Linked DNA regions of Homo sapiens: region 1 is linked to region 2. A link is an interaction called in ENCODE POLR2A ChIA-PET data of the cell type or tissue named here. Cell type or tissue: Caco-2. All regions are shown on one strand. Each heading gives the region's core, and the rest is flanking DNA. Links, peaks and the distances in the headings are about the cores only.

The links. Peaks named below come from ENCODE experiments on the same cell type or tissue, not always from the same donor. Only the 100,000 strongest peaks of a DNase experiment are listed, where the experiment ranks them.
Region 1: POLR2A ChIA-PET joins it to region 2 with 8 read pairs; 23 of 35 experiments call an interaction of 5 or more read pairs at or near these places.

Annotation. Positions count from the first base shown.
Region 1 is chr19:43,606,651-43,613,241 of GRCh38, forward strand. ZNF428 (zinc finger protein 428) reads right to left here. Exons shown (of 3, transcript NM_182498.4): 3 at 574-1,457. The coding sequence ends at 967. SRRM5 (serine/arginine repetitive matrix 5) reads left to right here and starts at 5,438. Exons shown (of 1, transcript NM_001145641.2): 1 at 5,438-6,591. The coding sequence starts at 5,472. In Caco-2, for the core only: no CTCF peak of the experiment used is centred there; no DNase peak of the experiment used is centred there.
Region 2 is chr19:43,671,432-43,681,448 of GRCh38, forward strand. LOC124904724 (a long non-coding RNA gene) reads left to right here. Exons shown (of 3, transcript XR_007067264.1): 3 at 9,052-9,187. Among named protein-coding and RNA genes, the nearest start is that of PLAUR, 6.3 kb to the left of the region's middle. RefSeq lists enhancers at 4,003-4,102, 7,886-8,385. In Caco-2, for the core only: no CTCF peak of the experiment used is centred there; a DNase peak (open chromatin) is centred at 4,175.

The sequences.
Region 1 (6,591 bases), core at 1-5,000, 67 kb before region 2:
ATGGATCACAATCCCTGTCTCACAGGGTTATTCTAAGAAGCTGATAATCTCATGCAAATTAAGTACAGCACTCTGTAAGTGCTGGGAAAATGGCAGCTGCAATTATCATTAAGGTTCTATTTTTGTAAGTTCCTAGATGCACCATTTCTATGAGTCAATATATATAAAGCCCTTGGACTGGCACCAGATACCCAGGAAGCGCTGAGAAAGCGTAGCTGTGATTATAATTAAAGTCCTCTTTGTGGAAGTTCCTAGGCTATGTGGCAGAAAGCCCTAGCTGTCCTCCATGAACTGTTTTCTGCTTTCTGGGCGCTTGGCTAGACTGCTTCTCCCAGGTTGTTTTTGCAGTTAGCTGCGGCCACATATCTAATTTCTCAGCAAAGGCGTGTCAATGGAAGCAGTGTGTGCCCCTGGCAGGCCAGGGCTTGTAAGACAACACGTGCACCTCACCAGGCATCCTGTCCTCTTCTGCCAGCAGGACCCAGGCTATGGCCACCCAGTCTGGACCATGGGGGAGACAACAGGCTTAAGGGATGGCCTGGGTCCCCAAATGACTCACCCAGCACCATTTTGTGAGTGAGAAACAAAATTCTATTATTAGAGCCTTTACATTATGGGGTCTGTAAGTAAATACATGGAAACCTCATCGAATACAAGCACGCAGTAAATGTTATCTTTCCCAAAAGACCCCAAGGTTCCCCAAGAAGGAGCCCAGGGGGAATACACACACACACACACACACACAAACACACACACGGGCGGGAATACACACACACACACACACACTCTGAACCAACACACACAGATACAGATTTTGGCTTTTATTCTGGCCATCACACATCTACTTCTAAGACAACACAGACCGGCAGTACCCCATCCCCCATGACCACTGTCACAACCCCAATTTCCTCAGCCCCCTCCTCCCACCCCACCCCTTCTGCCAAGCTCCCCGTATGGGGGCTCTGCCTACACCTCACCCCGGGCATGCAGCATGAAGTGCCCGTGCAGCTCCCCCAGGTTGTCGAAGGAATCCTCACATTCCGTACAGTGGTAGGTTCCCTCCTCCTCCTCTTCCTCCTCCTCCTCCCGCCCAGCTGGTCGGCCCTCCCCAGCCCGAGGTGGTTCCTCCTCTTCCTCCCCGAGGGCCCTGCCTTCAGGGGCTGGTGCTTCCTGGGGGGCTGTAGCAGGGCAGCAGAGCCGGCAGGGTGGGGTTCCCGGTGGGGCCTCCCCAAGGGGTGAGCGGCCACAGAGCTGGCAAGGCTGGGCCGGGGGCTGGGCTGCACGGGGGGCCCGGCGGGATGGGCCACCACGGCCCCCGCCAAGGCGCTGCTTCACCTTGTAGCCAGGATCATATTCAGGATCGTCAGTGGTCTCCTCTTCCTCCTCCTCCTCATCTTCTTCCTCTTCGGAGTCCGGCTCTGAGAGAGTGTATTCTGAATCAGAGGAATGCTCGGGGCCTGGAGGGGGACAGACAGGGGAAGACAGTGGTATCAGAGGAAAGAGGGCTAGGCCAAGCTGTCCCCTCCCTGAATCCCCACATTCAGACTTGCCATAGTATGACAAGGATAGCCTAGACACTACCCTTCCCTTCCCCACAGATGAGTCCCCATGGCACAGAACAAGACTGGCACCCAGTAGATTCCCTGTATCTTTGTGTCAAGCAAATGAATGTCTTCCAAGAACTGCATGGGACAGGACTGGGCACAGTGGCTTATGCCTGTAATCCCAGCACTTTTGGGTGGCCAAGGTGGGAAGATCACTTGAGCCCAGAAGTTTGAGACCAGCCTGGGCAATATAGCAAGACTCCGTCTCTACAAAAAATTAAAAAATTAGCCAGGCCTGGTGATGCATTACCTGTAGTACCAGCTTCTCGGGAGGCTGAGGCGGGAGGATCACTTGAGCCGAGGAGTTCCAGGCTGCATTTGAGCCATGATTGCGCCACTCCCTTCCAGCCTGGGTGACAGAGTGAGACCTCACCACTTAAAAAGAATTTTTTTGGCCGGGCGCGGTAGATTACTCCTGTAATCCTAGCACTTTGGGAGGCCAAGGTGGGCAGATCATGAGGTCAGGAGTTCAAGACAAGCCTGGCCAACATGGTGAAACCTCGTCTCTACTAAAAATACAAAAATTAGCTGGGTGTGGTGGCGGGCGCCTGTAATCCCAGCTACTCGGGAGGCTGAGGCAGGAGAACTGCTTCAACCCAGGAGGCGGAGGTTGCAGTGAGCCGAGATCACACAACTGCACTCCAGCCTGGGTGACAGAGCAAGACTCTGCTGTCTTAGAAAAAAGCAAAAAAAAAAAAAAAAAATTATTTGATTCTTTCGATTGATTGCAAAAGAAAACAAAAACTCCATGGGGAGGTGGGGTGGGAGGCATTTAGGAAGGACAAAGCCGGAGTAGTAAAAACCCACCAGTAACAACAGCATCCTTGCTATTGTAGGAGCCCTGTTCTTATACATTAACTCACTAAATCCTCAACAACCCTTTGAGGGTGGTACTATTACTATCCCCAGTTGATGGATGTGGAAACTGAGGCACAGGGAGGCTAGACGACTCACTCCCCTGTGGTTACACAGCTCTGGCAGGAAAAGCTGAACCTGGGCCATGGCTGACACTGGATCATTTTAGGGAGACAACCATTTGAAAAGGTATTTGTGCAAATTAAAACACATGCATACACACAGATGTACTTTTATATCTGTGGCCATGGAGAGAGAGAGAGAGAGAGTTAGGTGAATTAAAACATTTATTTATAGGTAAGATATATTACTGTGATTTCACAGTTATCAAGGACAGGCCTAGGACAAGTTTAGGTTTAAAGAAAAAGGCCTGTAATCTAGCACTTTGGGAGGCTGAGGTGGGCGGATTGCCTGAACTCAGGAGTTCATGACCCACTCTGGGCAACATGGTGAAACCCCGTCTCTACTAAAAATACAAAATTTAGCCAAGTGTGGGGTGGTGGGTGCCTATAGTCCCAGCTACTCAGGACTCTGAGGCAGGAGAATTGCTCGAACCCGGGAGGCGGAGGTTGCGATGAGCCAATATTGAACCACTGCACTCCAGCCTGGGTGACAGAGCAAGACTCCGTTCCCAAAAAAAAAAAAGAAAAGGGGAAAAATTTATAGTTGATATACGGAAAAGGGCGACATCAGCTGCCATTATGGGGGCGCACACACAGAGTAATGGTTGGGGATGGGGTCCCTGTGACCACGGTGTGGGAAGTACCAGCTTCTTCGGCCTTGGTGGTAGGAGCCTGCCAAAAGCCTCACCTTGTATCCATCCCAGCCCCATTCCTCAGTTTCTCCCAGAACCCAGAGGATCCTGCTACTGCACCCTGTGCTCCGCCCTTGCTCCTGTCATCACAGTGGCCACAGGCTCTTCATACCAGGCTCCTCACCTTCCAACACCCCAGGCCCATACCTGCCTCAGGGTCTTTGCCACCCTTTCTGCCGATGTCACTCTCCATTCCATGTCTCTTCTCAAGTGTCACCTTCTCAGTGACGCCCTGGCCACTCCCCAGCACTCCCTACGCCCCTTACTCTGCTTGATTTTTCTCCATCTTCTTTTGAGATAGAGTCTCGCTCTGTCATCCAGGCTGGAGTGCAGTGGCGTGATCTCAGCTCACTGGAAACTCCGCCTCCTGGGTTCAGGCAATTCTTCTGCCTCAGCCTCTCAAGTAACTGGGATTACAGGGGCGCACCAGCATGCCCAGGTAATTTTTGTATTTTTAGTAGAGACGGGGTTTCACCTTGTTGGCCAGGCTGGTCTCAAACTCCTGACCTCAAGTGATCCACTCATCTCAGCCTCCCAAAGTGCTGGGATTATAGGTATGAGCCACCGCAGCCGGCTCATTTTTCTCCATCTTCTGACTCACTGCATTCAACATTTACTTGTGTGTTTGTTTACTGCCTGTCCCCGAGAGCTGGGACTTTGTCTGGTTCACTGCTGTGGCCCCAGCATCTAAAACACTTCCTTTGTGCAAAGAAAGTACTTATGACATATTTATGGCATGGATATCTCTGCATGGAATTTGACAAACCTTTTCTGAGGCTTCACACACACTGTTCCTCCCTCTGGTGGGAATGTCCTGCCCTAGTTTTTCCCACCATCCTTTAGGACCCAGTGGGAGGCCTTCCTCTTTGGTGAGGCCGTCCCAGACCTCCTCATCCCAGGCAGCCAGTCACTTTTTTTACCACCCTCCTGCTGGGTCCCCAGCATCACCAGCCCAGAACAGGTTATAACTCTTTCCTTCTGAACATCCGTCCCTGCAGCTCTCTCCTACTAGTTCCTGCCATTTAACAATCGTTTCCTGAGGCCTTGGTATGGGCTGTTCCCCACTCTATCCACCTGGTGACCCCCTACTCATCCTTCAAGACCCAGCACAAACTCTGTCCTCTGTGAAGCCACCACCCTGAAGCCCCAGGCTCCCAGCCAGGTCTCTCTCCAGCTTCCCCTGCCCCAGCACCTCCTCCTGTTACTGCCCTAGAAGCTGACTGCAGTCAGCTGCCCCCCAGGGTATCTCCCTTATCTGACTGGGAACTCCTCAAGGGCAGGTATGATCTTGGGGTCCGCAGCAGAGGACGTGTGGGTGAGTGGATGATAGTGGCCCCAAGACCCTGATCTCCCTCCCCAAAGCCTTGGCCTCTGCTCCTCGCCCACCTGGTTGACCCGTTCATTTTTTTTTTTTTCGAGAGAGAGTCTCGCTGTCACCCAGGCTGGCGTGCAATGGCGTGATCTTGGCTCACTGCAACCTCCGCCTCCAAGGTTCAAGCGATCCTCCCACCTCAGCCTCCCAAGTAGCTGGGATTACAAGCGTGTGCTATCACACCTGGCTAATTTTTATATTTTTGGTAGAGATGGGGTTTCACCTTGTTGGTTAGGCTGGTCTTGAACTCCTGACCTCAGGTGATCTGCCTGCCTCAGCCTCCCAAAGTGCTGGGATTACAGGTGTGAGCCACCGCGCCCAGCCTGACCCTTTCTTTCTCTACTGGCAAAACTCCTGCTCCTTTTTAAAGCCAAGCTCATGTCACCTCCTCTGTGAAGTCCTCGCTGACTCCCCAAGCGGTCAGTGTCTCTCTCGTATGGGCTCCCCGGCCCCTGCACTGCTCTCCATCACACCCTGACCACTCTGGGCAGTGGCCCCCCTCCCCACCCACTGACTATGGGCTCCTTGAAGGCAGGGCCTGGGTCTGCCCCATCTCTGTGTCCCCAGCAATGCTGGGCATGAGTCAGCCTCAGAAGACATCTGCTGAATGGCTGCAAACCAGAGGAAATATCTCCAGCCTCAGGCTGGGACCCCTCCCCTCTCTCCTCCCACCTCTGACTTCATACCACTCACCCTCCAGAGTCTTCAATGCCCACTATTACTTCACACAGTTGGCCTGTGACAGGCAATCAGGTCATCGTCCACGGCTACCAGGTGTTTCATGTCTACTGTGACTTCCAGGACCACAAGCCCTTTTGCGCCCACCATGTCTTCACCTAAGAGATCTTCAAAGCCCAGTATGTCTCTGGCACCCAGTGGATCCTCCATGCCCACTGCGGATCCCAAGCCTCCTGCCTCCTTGAAGTCCACCAAATCAGCAACACCCAACAGATCCTTAGTGCCCACCAAACCAGCGACATCCCGTAACTCAGTCATGAGCCCAAGCAGTTCCAAGTCCACCAAATCGACCAGTACAAAAAGAGCCCCTTCTAACCGGCCCAGCAGCAGGTCCCGAGTCCGCAGCAAAGCAAGAACACCCAGCAGGGTGAGCACCGACACCAGGACCAGCAAAGCCAGCAAGGCCAGCGACGTGAGATGCCACCAGCGGAGGGGCACACACAGCCGGGGTAGGACACCTGGCAGAAGGGGAAGCCGCAGCTCCAAGAGGTCACCCAGCAGGGCCAGCACTCCTGGCAGGATAAGAACTCATGGTGCCAGACCAGGCATGGCCAGCAGGGTGAGAACTCCCACTTCACAGCAAAAAGGGAGCCGGGGAAAGAGTTACGGCCGGCCTAGAACCAGCAACAGGGAAAGGAGTGACAGCCAGCCTAGAAATCTGAGCAAGAAGAGTTACCGCCCACCAGGAGGCTCAGGTATAGGGAGGAGTTCCGAGCTGGCTGTAACTCCCAGTACAGCCAAGTGTCAAACCCCGACTGGAATTCCCTCCAAGGAGAAGAGTGACAACCCATCTCCATCCTCATCAAGGAAGGTGAAGAGCTACGGTCAGATGATCATCCCCAGTAGGGAAAAGAGTTACAGCCCCACTGAAATGTCCAGCAGGGTCAAGAGTTATAACCAGGCCAGCACCCGCAGCAGGCCGCAAAGTCACAGCCAATCTAGAAGCCCCAGAAGGTCAAGAAGTGGCAGTCAGAAGAGGACGCACAGCAGAGTGAGAAGTCACAGTTGGAAGAGAAACCATAGCAGGGCAAGAAGTCGCACCCGGAAGGGAATTCTGAGCCAGATGGGAAGACACAGCCAGTCTAGAAGCCACAGCAAGGGGAAAAGTCAAAACCAATCTAGAACCCCCAGAAGAGGAAGAAGTCACAACTGGTCTAGAAACCCCAGCAAGGAAAGAAGTCATAGCCATTCCAGAAGCTCCAGCAAAG
Region 2 (10,017 bases), core at 2,231-7,230:
TGGAAGCTGCAGTGAGCTATGATTGCACCACTGCACTCCAACCTGGGCAACAGAGCGAGACCCTGTCTCAAAAAAATAATAAATAAATAAATACTTGAGTAGAAAATAAAGGCAAAATAGCCAAATGGTTGTATCAATTATATAAAGGTAATCAGTATATAAGGGCATATTATGCCATTCTGTCTCCTTTTCTGTGGGTTTGAAAAGGCTTATAATAAGTTTTTTCTTTCTTTTTATTATTTATTTATTTATTTATTGAGACGAAGTCTCACTCTGTCACCCAGGCTAGAGTGCAGTGGTGCAATCTCGGCCACTGCAATCTCCGCCTCCTGGGTTCATGCAATTCTCCTGCCTCAGCCTCCTGAGTAACTGGGATTACAGGGGCACGCCAGCACACCCGGCTAATTTTTGTATTTTTAGTAGAGATGGGGTTTCACCATGTTGGTCAGGGTGGTCTCGAACTCCTGACCTCAGGTGATCCACCTGCCTTGTCCTTCCAAAGTGCTGGGATTACAGGCATGAGCCACTGCACCTGGCCAAGTTTTTTTTTTTTTTAAGTAAAATAAAATACTAAAGATAAAATTGTCTCCCCGTCTTAGGATGCATCTAACTAAACAGAGCAATTTAATGTAGGTGCAATGCCTGGAATAGCTGCTGGCCGAAATGGAGGGCTCAACACATTCCTTTAACATCTACCAAGGACCTACTTTGTGCTGGGCACTGGTCCAGGAGCTAGGGGCACAGCAGGACGCAAAGCAAAGTTCCCACCTTTTGTTGTGTTGACAGTGGGGAGCAGATATGTGTTATCTAATCTTTCACTGTCTGAGAGGGATAAGCAAACTGGAGAAAACAAAGCAGGCTGAAGGAAGTATCTGGGTGCAAATGAGGTGTGAGCTGTTTTAGGTGGGTGATCCAGGAGGGGTTCCCTGAGCAAGTGGCATTCAAGCAGAGGCTGAATGCAGTGAGGGAAGAAGTAGGGCAGATGGGCAGGGAACCTTTCCAAGGAGCAGGAACAACCAGTGCAAAGGCCTTGAGGTGGAAGCCTGATGAGATTCTAGGAACAGAAGAGATGTCAGTGTGGCTGGAACAGATTAGGAGAGGAAGAGAGTCGTAGGGGATGAGTAAGTGGTAGCTACTTCTACTGCTGTAATAATGATTATACTATGTGATTTGTTGTCGTTGTTGTTGTTGTTTTTGAGACAGAGTCTCACTTTGTCTCCCAGGCTGGATGCAATGGCGTGGTCTCGGCTCACTGCAACTTCCACCTCCCAGGTTCAAGGGATTCTCATGCATGCCTGGCTATTTTTTTTTTTTTTTTGAGTCGGAGTTTCTTTCTTGTTACCCAGGCTGGAGTGCAATGGCACGGTCTCGGCTCACTGCAACTTCTGCCTCCCAGGTTCAAGAGGTTCTCCTGCCTCAGCCTCCTGAGTAGCTGAGATTACAGGCATTCTCCACCATGCCTGGCGAATTTTTTGCATTTTTAGTAGAGATGGGGTTTCACCATGCTGGCCAGACTGGTCTTGAACTCCTGACTTCAGGTGATCCACCCGCCTCAGCCTCCCAAAATGCTGGGATTACAGGCTTGAACCACTGCGCCCAGCCCTAATTTTTGTATTCTTAGTAGAGATGGGGTTTCGCCATGTCGGCTAGGCTGGTCTCGAACTCCTGACTTCAGATGATCAACCTGCCTCAGCCTCCCAAAGTGCTGGGATTACAGGGGTGAGCCACCGCACCCGGCCCTAATTTTTGTATTGTTAGTAGAGATGGGGTTTCACCATGTCTGCCAGGCTGGTCTCTAACTCCTGACTACAGGTGATCCACCCACCTTGGCCTCCCAAATTGCTGAAATTACAGACATGAGCTACCGCTTCCAGCCTGTACTATGTGATTCTTACTAACTCATTGAAGCTGTAAGCTAATGATTTTAAGATAAGGTTAGAAAACAAAAAACAAAAAAACTCCCAATGGTGAGCACAGTGGTTCATGCCTATAATCTCAGCACTTTGGGAGGCGAAGGCTGGAGGATTGCTTGAGCTCAGGGGTTCGAGACCACCCTGGGCAACATAGTAAGACCTTGTATCTATAAAAAAATAAAATTACAGCCTGGACAACATAGCGAGACCTTGTCTCTATGAAAAATAGAAAAATTAGCCAGGTGTCGTGGTGCACACTTGTGGTCTCAGCTACTCTCTGGTTGAGGTGGGAGGATCACTTGAGCCCCAGGGGTTTGAGGCTGCAGTGAGCCAAAATCGAGCTACTGAACTCGAGCCTGGGCAACAAAAGTGAGACTGAAAAAAAAAAAAAAAAGAACTCCCAGAGAATTTCCTAAGAGGTAGTATAGCCCAATGGTTAAGAGTGTGGGAGCTGGTCTCAGATTGTGAAAATCTAAATTGCATCTACATATTGGCTGTGTCACCTCTAGCAGGTTACTTAATCTATCTCTGTGCCCAAGCCCCTTATCTGGAAAGTAGAGATAGCAAGTATCACCCTCCCAGGGCTGGTGTACTGCGGAGGTAAAAGAATCCACCTAAAATGACTGAGCATGGTGGCTCATGTCTATAATACCAGTGCTTTGGGAGACCAAGGCAGGTGGATCACTTGAGGTCAGGAGTTCAAGACCAGCCTGGCCACCATGGCAAAACCCTGTCTCTACTAAAAAATACAAAAAAATTAGCTAGGTGTGGTGGCATGCACCTGTAGTCCCAGCTACGCAGGAGGCTGAGGCACGAGAATTGCTTGAACCTGGGAGGCAGAGATTGCAGTGAGCCGAGATCGCACCACTCCACTCCAGCCTGTGCGACAGAGCTAGACTCCATCTAAAACAAACAAACAAACAAACAAAAAGAAGAATGCTCCTAAGATGCTTGCCACAGTGCCTGGTACATAGTATGTGCTCAATAAAAGCGATAGCTGCCAGTATTATCATTGTTGCAACTCTGGACATTCACCTCTTCCTGGAGTAGGAAGGGAGATGGAGGCCTGTCATTGAGTCTGACGTCAACAGTTATCACGCGTCAGCTGCTGAAGTGGGCACTTCCCTGGCTGGGTCACCCTGGGCCAATGACATTCTTCTTTCTGAGCCTCAGTTTTCTCAGCTGGAGAAGGGGATCCCTCTTGGGCTGGTGTGAAAACTAAACTAGATCGGAATGTACATGAGGTGGGGAAATAGACAGTTGGGGTGTTGGTCCAAGCAGGCTTGAGACCCAGCTCAGCCACTTGCTTCTGGGTGACCCTGGGCAGATGGCTTCACTCCATCAATCCCCGGCTTTGCCACCTATGAAATGGGTCTGGGGTGGGTAGGGGGCATCTCTCAGTGAAGAGAAAACTCAGGTTTGAGGGTCATGCGGAGCTGTGTGCTGTGCTGCTACCACTTCCTGGTGGGATGACCTCACTTCTCTAAGCCACAATTTCCCAATTTCCCTTTTTTTTTTTTTTTTTTTTTTTTTGAGACAGAGGCATGATCATAGCTCACTGCTGCCTTGAACTCCTGGGCTCAAGCGAAACTCCCACTTCAGCCTCCTGAGTAGTTGGGACCTAGGGGTGTGCACCACCATGCCTGGCTATTTTCTCATATTTCGTGTTTTTTGTAGAGATGGAGCCTTGGTCTGTTCCCCAGGCTGGTCTTGAACTGCTGGGTTCGAGTGATCCTCCCGCCTTGGCCTCCCAAAGTGGTGGGATTACAGGTGTGAGCCACTATGCTCAGCCAATTTCCTCTTTAACGAATGAGAGGTATTTCAGAGCCCACTCATCCCTGCCCAAGGCTGCCCTCGCCTCCTGAAATTTCTGTCTCTCCCTGTGTCTTTGTCTTTTTCTATCTCTCTGTTTTGTTGTTTTCTTTGTCTCTGTCCCTCTTTCTCTCTCTCAATGCCTATCTCTCTCTCTCTCCAACTCTATCACTTTCTCTCTCTGTACCTCGATCTCTGTATCTGTTTGTCTCTCTCTTCATGTCTTTTTATCTCTGCTTCTCCCTTTTCTCTGTCTCTCCCCATGGCTCTCTTTCTCTTTCTGTGTCATTGTTTCTGTTTCTCTTTCTGATTCTTTCTCTCTGTCTCTCCCTCAAGTGACACACACACACACCTGTAAGGTTCTGCTGACGTGTAAAGGGAAGGGAAATGCAGGGATCAGGACCTGGACACTCTCCAGAAACACGGCAGGGATGTCGGCTCCTTCCTCCTCGTGACTCACCTGGGCCTCACCCAGCTCTTGCCTGCCTGCGGGATCATGGGTGAGGCCCATGGGTTTCGGGGGCTTCCCCAGCCTGTGGAGAGGAGAATTTCAGGCAGAGACAGAGAGGGTGATAGAGGAGGAGGCAAAGAGAGGGAGAGACAGAGAGAGAGAGAGAGAGCTGGGGATAGAGATGGAGGTGGGGAAACGAGGGAGAGGGAGAGAGAAGAGACCCACAGACAGACTGGCTCAGGGGAAATCTGAGATGGGGGTGTGGGGGGAGTGAGAGAGACAGAAAACAGCAACCGAAGAACAAGGACAGGGAGAAAGAAAAATGGGCAAGCAGGGAGAGAGAGAAGATAAGAGACTGACAGAGGAGTTAGAGAAAACAACACACAGTTGCCTTCAGAGAACACAAAATAGACACAGAGATACAGGGACACTGTGTGTGTGCGTGTGTGCATGTGTGCGCGTGTGTGCATGCGTGTGCATGTGTGTGAGTGTACGTGCATGCGTGTGTGCGCACACATGTGTTTGTGTGCATGTGTGTGCATGTGTGTGTGCGCGCACGTGTTTGTGTGCCTGTGTGTGTGTGTGTGCATATGTGCATGTGTGAGTGTGTGTATGCATGCATGTGTGTGAGTGTGCCTGCATGCATGCGTGTGTGTGTGTGTGTGCACCTGTTTGGGGCTCCCTCATCCTCTTGCCACCTGCCATGATGAAGTGACTGCCCTCTGGCCTGGCCGCTGGGAAGGTCCTTCTCTGGTTGGGGAGGTGGGGGGGATGGGGGGTGGCTGAGCTGATGGTAGGGAAAGGGCCATCGCTCATAACCTCCCCTTTCTGGGACGCCTAACAGGCCACACTGATGTGGCTTTCAGATCCTGGCCTGGACACCTCTTAGATGTAGAGGACCTCTCCACTCAGGGCCTCCCTGGGGAGTGGAAGAGCTGGTAAACCCTTGAGTCCAATAACCCTCTTCCCCCGTTTTCCAGGCAGAGAAACTGAGGTCCAAAGGGAAGACTTTTTATTTTTTTGAGATAACGTCTGGCTTTATCGTCCATGCTGGAGTGCAGTGGTGAGATCTCAGCTCACTGCAACCTCCACCTCCTGGGCTCAAGCCATCCTCCCACCTCAGCTGCCCAAGCAGGTGGGATGACAGGCGTGCACTACCACGCCTGGCTAATTTTTGTATTTTTTGTAGAGACAACATTTCACCATGTTCTCCAGGCTGGTCTTGAACTCCTGAGCTCAAGCGATCTGCCCACCTCCACCTCCCAAAGTCCTGGGATTACAGGCATGAGCCACGGCGCCCGGCCTAAAACAGGAGACTTTAAATGAGTTTCTCCCCGTCTCAAGTTTATTGTGTTTGTGTTACAGTGGGTACTGTTTTGAGAGTATTATCTATATTATTGGTGAATCTGTAAATATCCTATTTCGTACACACACACGGAAACTGAGGATTAGAGAGGTGTGGTGGGCTGAGAGATGGTCCCCGAAAATATCCAGGTCCTAAGCCCTGGAGCCTATGGGTGTTACCTTAAAGGAAAAAAGGGTCTTTGCAGATATGATTAAGTTAAGGAACTTAATCAGGAACATTTTCCTAATTATCCAGATGGGCCCTAAGTGTAATCAGAAGTGCCCCTGGAGGAAGGAGGGACAGGGACATTTGACTGTAGACAGAAGAAAAGTAAGTCATGGGAGAGAAGCAGAGGAAAACAGGGTGGGAGACAGAAGGTATTTGCTGCGGGCTTTGATGATGGAGAAATGGCCAAGAACCAAGAAACGTAAGAAATGCAGCTCCTGCTGGAAAACGACAAGGAAATCACTCACCCCGGACATCTCTTGACCAGGGCACTGCTCTGCTGACACCTTGATTTTGATTACATGAGACACATTTTGTACTTCTGACCTCCAGTCTGTGAGAGAATAAATTTCTGTTGTTTTAAGCCACTAGATCTAAGCTAATTTGTTACAGCAAAATAGGACACCAATACAAGAGGTTAACTCACTTGCCTAAATTGAGCTGATATTTTTTATTTTTTGAGACACGGTCTTGCTCTGTTGCCTAGGCTGGAGTGCAACGGCAGGATCATAGCTGATTGCGGCCTCCAGTTCCTGGCCTCAAGTGATCCTCCTGCCTCAGCCTCCTGAGTAACTGGAACTACAGGCCCATGTGACCAAGCCTGGCTGATTTTAGAGAGCTTTTTTGTTTGTTTGTTTGTTTTGAGGTGGATTCTGGCTCTGTTGCCCAGGCTGGAGTACAGTGGTGCAATCTCAGCTCACTGCAACCTCCACATCCCAGGTTCAAGCAATTCTCCTGCCTCAGCCTCCTGAGTAGCTGGGATTACAGATGCCTGTCATCATGCTCGGCTAATTTTTGTATTTTAGTAGAGACGGGGTTTCACTATGTTGGCCAGGCTGGGCTTGAACTCCTGTCCTCAGTTGATCCACTCACCTTGGCCTCCCGAAGTGCTGGGATTACAGGCATGAGCCATCGTGTCTGGCTGCCTGGCTGATTGAATTTTTTTTTTTAATAGAGACGGTGGGGGAGGGTGGGGGGTCTCACTATGTTGCCCAGGCTGGTCTTGAACTCGTGGCCTCCATCATTCCTCCAGTGTTGGCCTCCCAAAGTGTTGGAATTAATAGGCTTGAACTACCACATCTGGCTTCTAAACTGACTTGTTAGGCCAGGTGTGGTGCCTCATGCTTGTAATCCCAGAACTTTGGGAGGCCGAGGCGGAAGGATCACTTGAGGTCAGGATTTCAAGATCAGCCTGGCCGACATGGTGAAACCCCGTCTCTACTTTAAAAAAATATAAAAATTAGCCTGGTATGGTGGCAGGTGCCTGTAATCCCAGCTACTCAGGAGGCTGAGGCATGAGAATCACTTGAACCCGGGAGGTGGAGGTTGCAGTGAGCCGAGAACGCGCCACTGCACTCCAGCCTAAACAACAGGGCGAGACTCTGTCTCAAAAATAAATAAATAAATAAATAAAATAAGATAAACTGACTTGCTAAGTGTAGTGTCAGGATTTGAACCCCTGCATTCTGGCTCTGTTTCCTACACTTACACCCACCATGCTGAGGGGTGCTGCCCTGGAGTAGGGCAAGCAAAGACTAGGAGCTATTAATAGAAGTTTCATCCTGTTCTCTCCCAGCTCCCGCCTCTTTCCATCTCATCCTTCAGCAGCCTTCTTTGCTATGCCTCTCTCTGGCTTCATGGTATTAGGGGTGACTTGGAAAGAAGCAGGGACCAGAGGAATAATATTCACTGAGTTTGTGTAAAGAAAAAAGCTTTCCTTGCCTCTAGCACCTTGCAGCTCTTTTATTCCACCGCCTAGATGCAACAGCAGAAATCATCTTTGCAATTCAAGGCCTAATATTCTGAATATATAAGGAGCTCCTGTTATGGGTTGAATTGCTTCCCCTCCACACCAGAAAAACATAGGTTGAAGTCCTAACCCCCAGTACTCAGAATGTGACCTTATTTGGAAATAGGGCTGTTGCAGATATAATTAGTTAAGTTGCAGTCATACTGAAGTAGGTTGGGCCCCAAATCACTATGACTGGCATCCTTATAAGAACGTGGCCCTAGGCCGGGCGCGGTGGCTCACGCCTATAATCCCAGCACTTTGGGAGGCTGAGGTGGGTGCATCACCTGAGGTCAGGAGTTTGAGACCAGCCTGGCCAATATGATGAAACCCCATCTCTACTAAAAATACAAAAATTAGCCAGGCGTGGTGGCGCGTGCCTGTAGACCCAGCTACTTGGGAGGCTGAGGCAGGAGAATCGCTAGAACCCATCAGGCAGAGGCTGCAGTGAGCCGAGACTGTGCCACTGCACTCCGGCCTGGGTGACAGAGTGAGACTCCATCTCAAAAAAAAGAAGAAGGTGGCCCTGTGACGACAGAGAGACACAGGAATAATGCCATGTAAAGACAAAGGAAGAGAGTGGAGCTAGGCAGCTGCAAGCCAAGGACCGCCAAAGATTGCCAGAAAGCCACTGCTGCTGGGAAGAGCCAGGTAGGAGTCCTCTATGGGTTTATGGCCCTGATGACACCTTGATCTTGGACTTCTGGACTCTGGACTGTAAGACAATACATTTGTCGTTCTGACCCACCCAGTCTGTAGTACTTTGTTACAGCAGCCATAGGAGGCTAACAGAGCTTCTATGAATCAATTGGGTGGAGCACAGTGGCTCACGCCTGTAATCCCAGCACTTTGGGAGGCCAAGATGGGTGGATTGCCTGAGCTCAGGAGTTCGAGACCAGCCTGGGCAACACCATGAAACCCCGTCTCCACTAAAATACAAAAAATTAGCTGGGCATGGTGGAGTGCACCTGTAGTCCCAGCTACTTGGGAGGCTGAAGCAAGAGAATTGCTTGAACCTGGGAGGCGGAGGTTGCAGTGAGCTGAGATTGCACCACTGCACTCCAGCCTGGGGGACAGGGTGAGACTCGTCTCAAAAATAATAATAATAATAATAATAATAATAATAATTAATAGAGGACAGGAAAAGAAGCACAAATGACCCCTATAAAAATGACACTAACCAGTCACAGTGGCTTACGCCTGTAATCCCAGCACTTTGGGAGGCTGAGGCACGAGGATCGCTTGAGCCCAGGAGTTCCAGACCAGCCTAGGCAACAAAGGGAGACCTTGTCTCTATAAAATAAAAAAAGGTTAGCCAGGCGTGGTAGGACATGCCCATCTTCCCAGCTACTCAGGAGGTTAAGGAAGGAGGATCTCTTGAGCCCAAGAGTTCAAGACTGCAATGCGCTATGATTGTGCCACTGCACTCCAGCATGGGTGACAGAGTGAGACTATGCTCTAAAAAAAATTAGTCAATAAGAGAGACCCCAGAGATCTGTTTCGTCCCTTCTAACAGGTGAGGATGCAGCAAGAAAATGCCTTCCATGAACCAGAGAGCAGGATCTTGCCAGACACTAAATCTACTGGTGCCTTGACCTAGGATTTCCCAGCCTCCAGCACTGTGAGAAATAAATGTCTATTGTTTATAGGTATTCAGTTTGACAGATGGTCTTATTTATATGTCTGGACTCTCAACCGTGATGTTTGGGGTGCTGGGAGCCTCTCTCCTCAAGATTTCTCACCCTGCAAGAGGTAAGCCTGGGCTCCTTCATCCAGTGTCAAAGGGTTTTCAGCAGCAAGAAAGTGAGAACAGCAGTGACAAGTTCTTTTTGTTTAAATTTTTAAAACTAATTATTAATTTTATTTATTTATTTATTTATTTATTTATTTATTTATTTATTTATTTTGAGATAGGATCTCTCTCTGTCACCCAGGCTAGAGTGTAGAGGTGAGATGTCGGCTCACTGCAACCTCCATCCCCTGGGCTCAAGCAATTCTCCCACCTCAGCCTCCCGAATAGCTGCGAATACAGGTGCACACCACCATGCCTGGCTATTTTTTTGTATTTTCAGTAGAGACAGGGACTTGCTATGTTGCCCAGACTGATCTTGACCTCCTGAGCTCAAGCAATTCACCCACCTTGGCCTCCCAAAGTGCTGGGATTACAGGGGTGAGCCACTGCACCCGGCCTAATTATTAATTATTATTATTATTATCATTATTATTTTGAGACTCAGTCTTGCTCTGTGGCCCAGGCTGGAGTGCAGTGGTGTGATCTCGGCTCACTGCAACCTCCACTTCCTGGGTTCAAGCGATTCTCCTGCCTCAGCCTCCTGAGTAGCTGTGATTATAGGCACCCGCCATCATGACCAGATAATTTTTGTATTTGTAGTACAGGTGAGGTTTCACCATGTTGGCCAGGCTGGTCTCGAACTCCTGACCTTAAATAATCCACTCACCTCGGCCTCCCAAAATGTTGGGA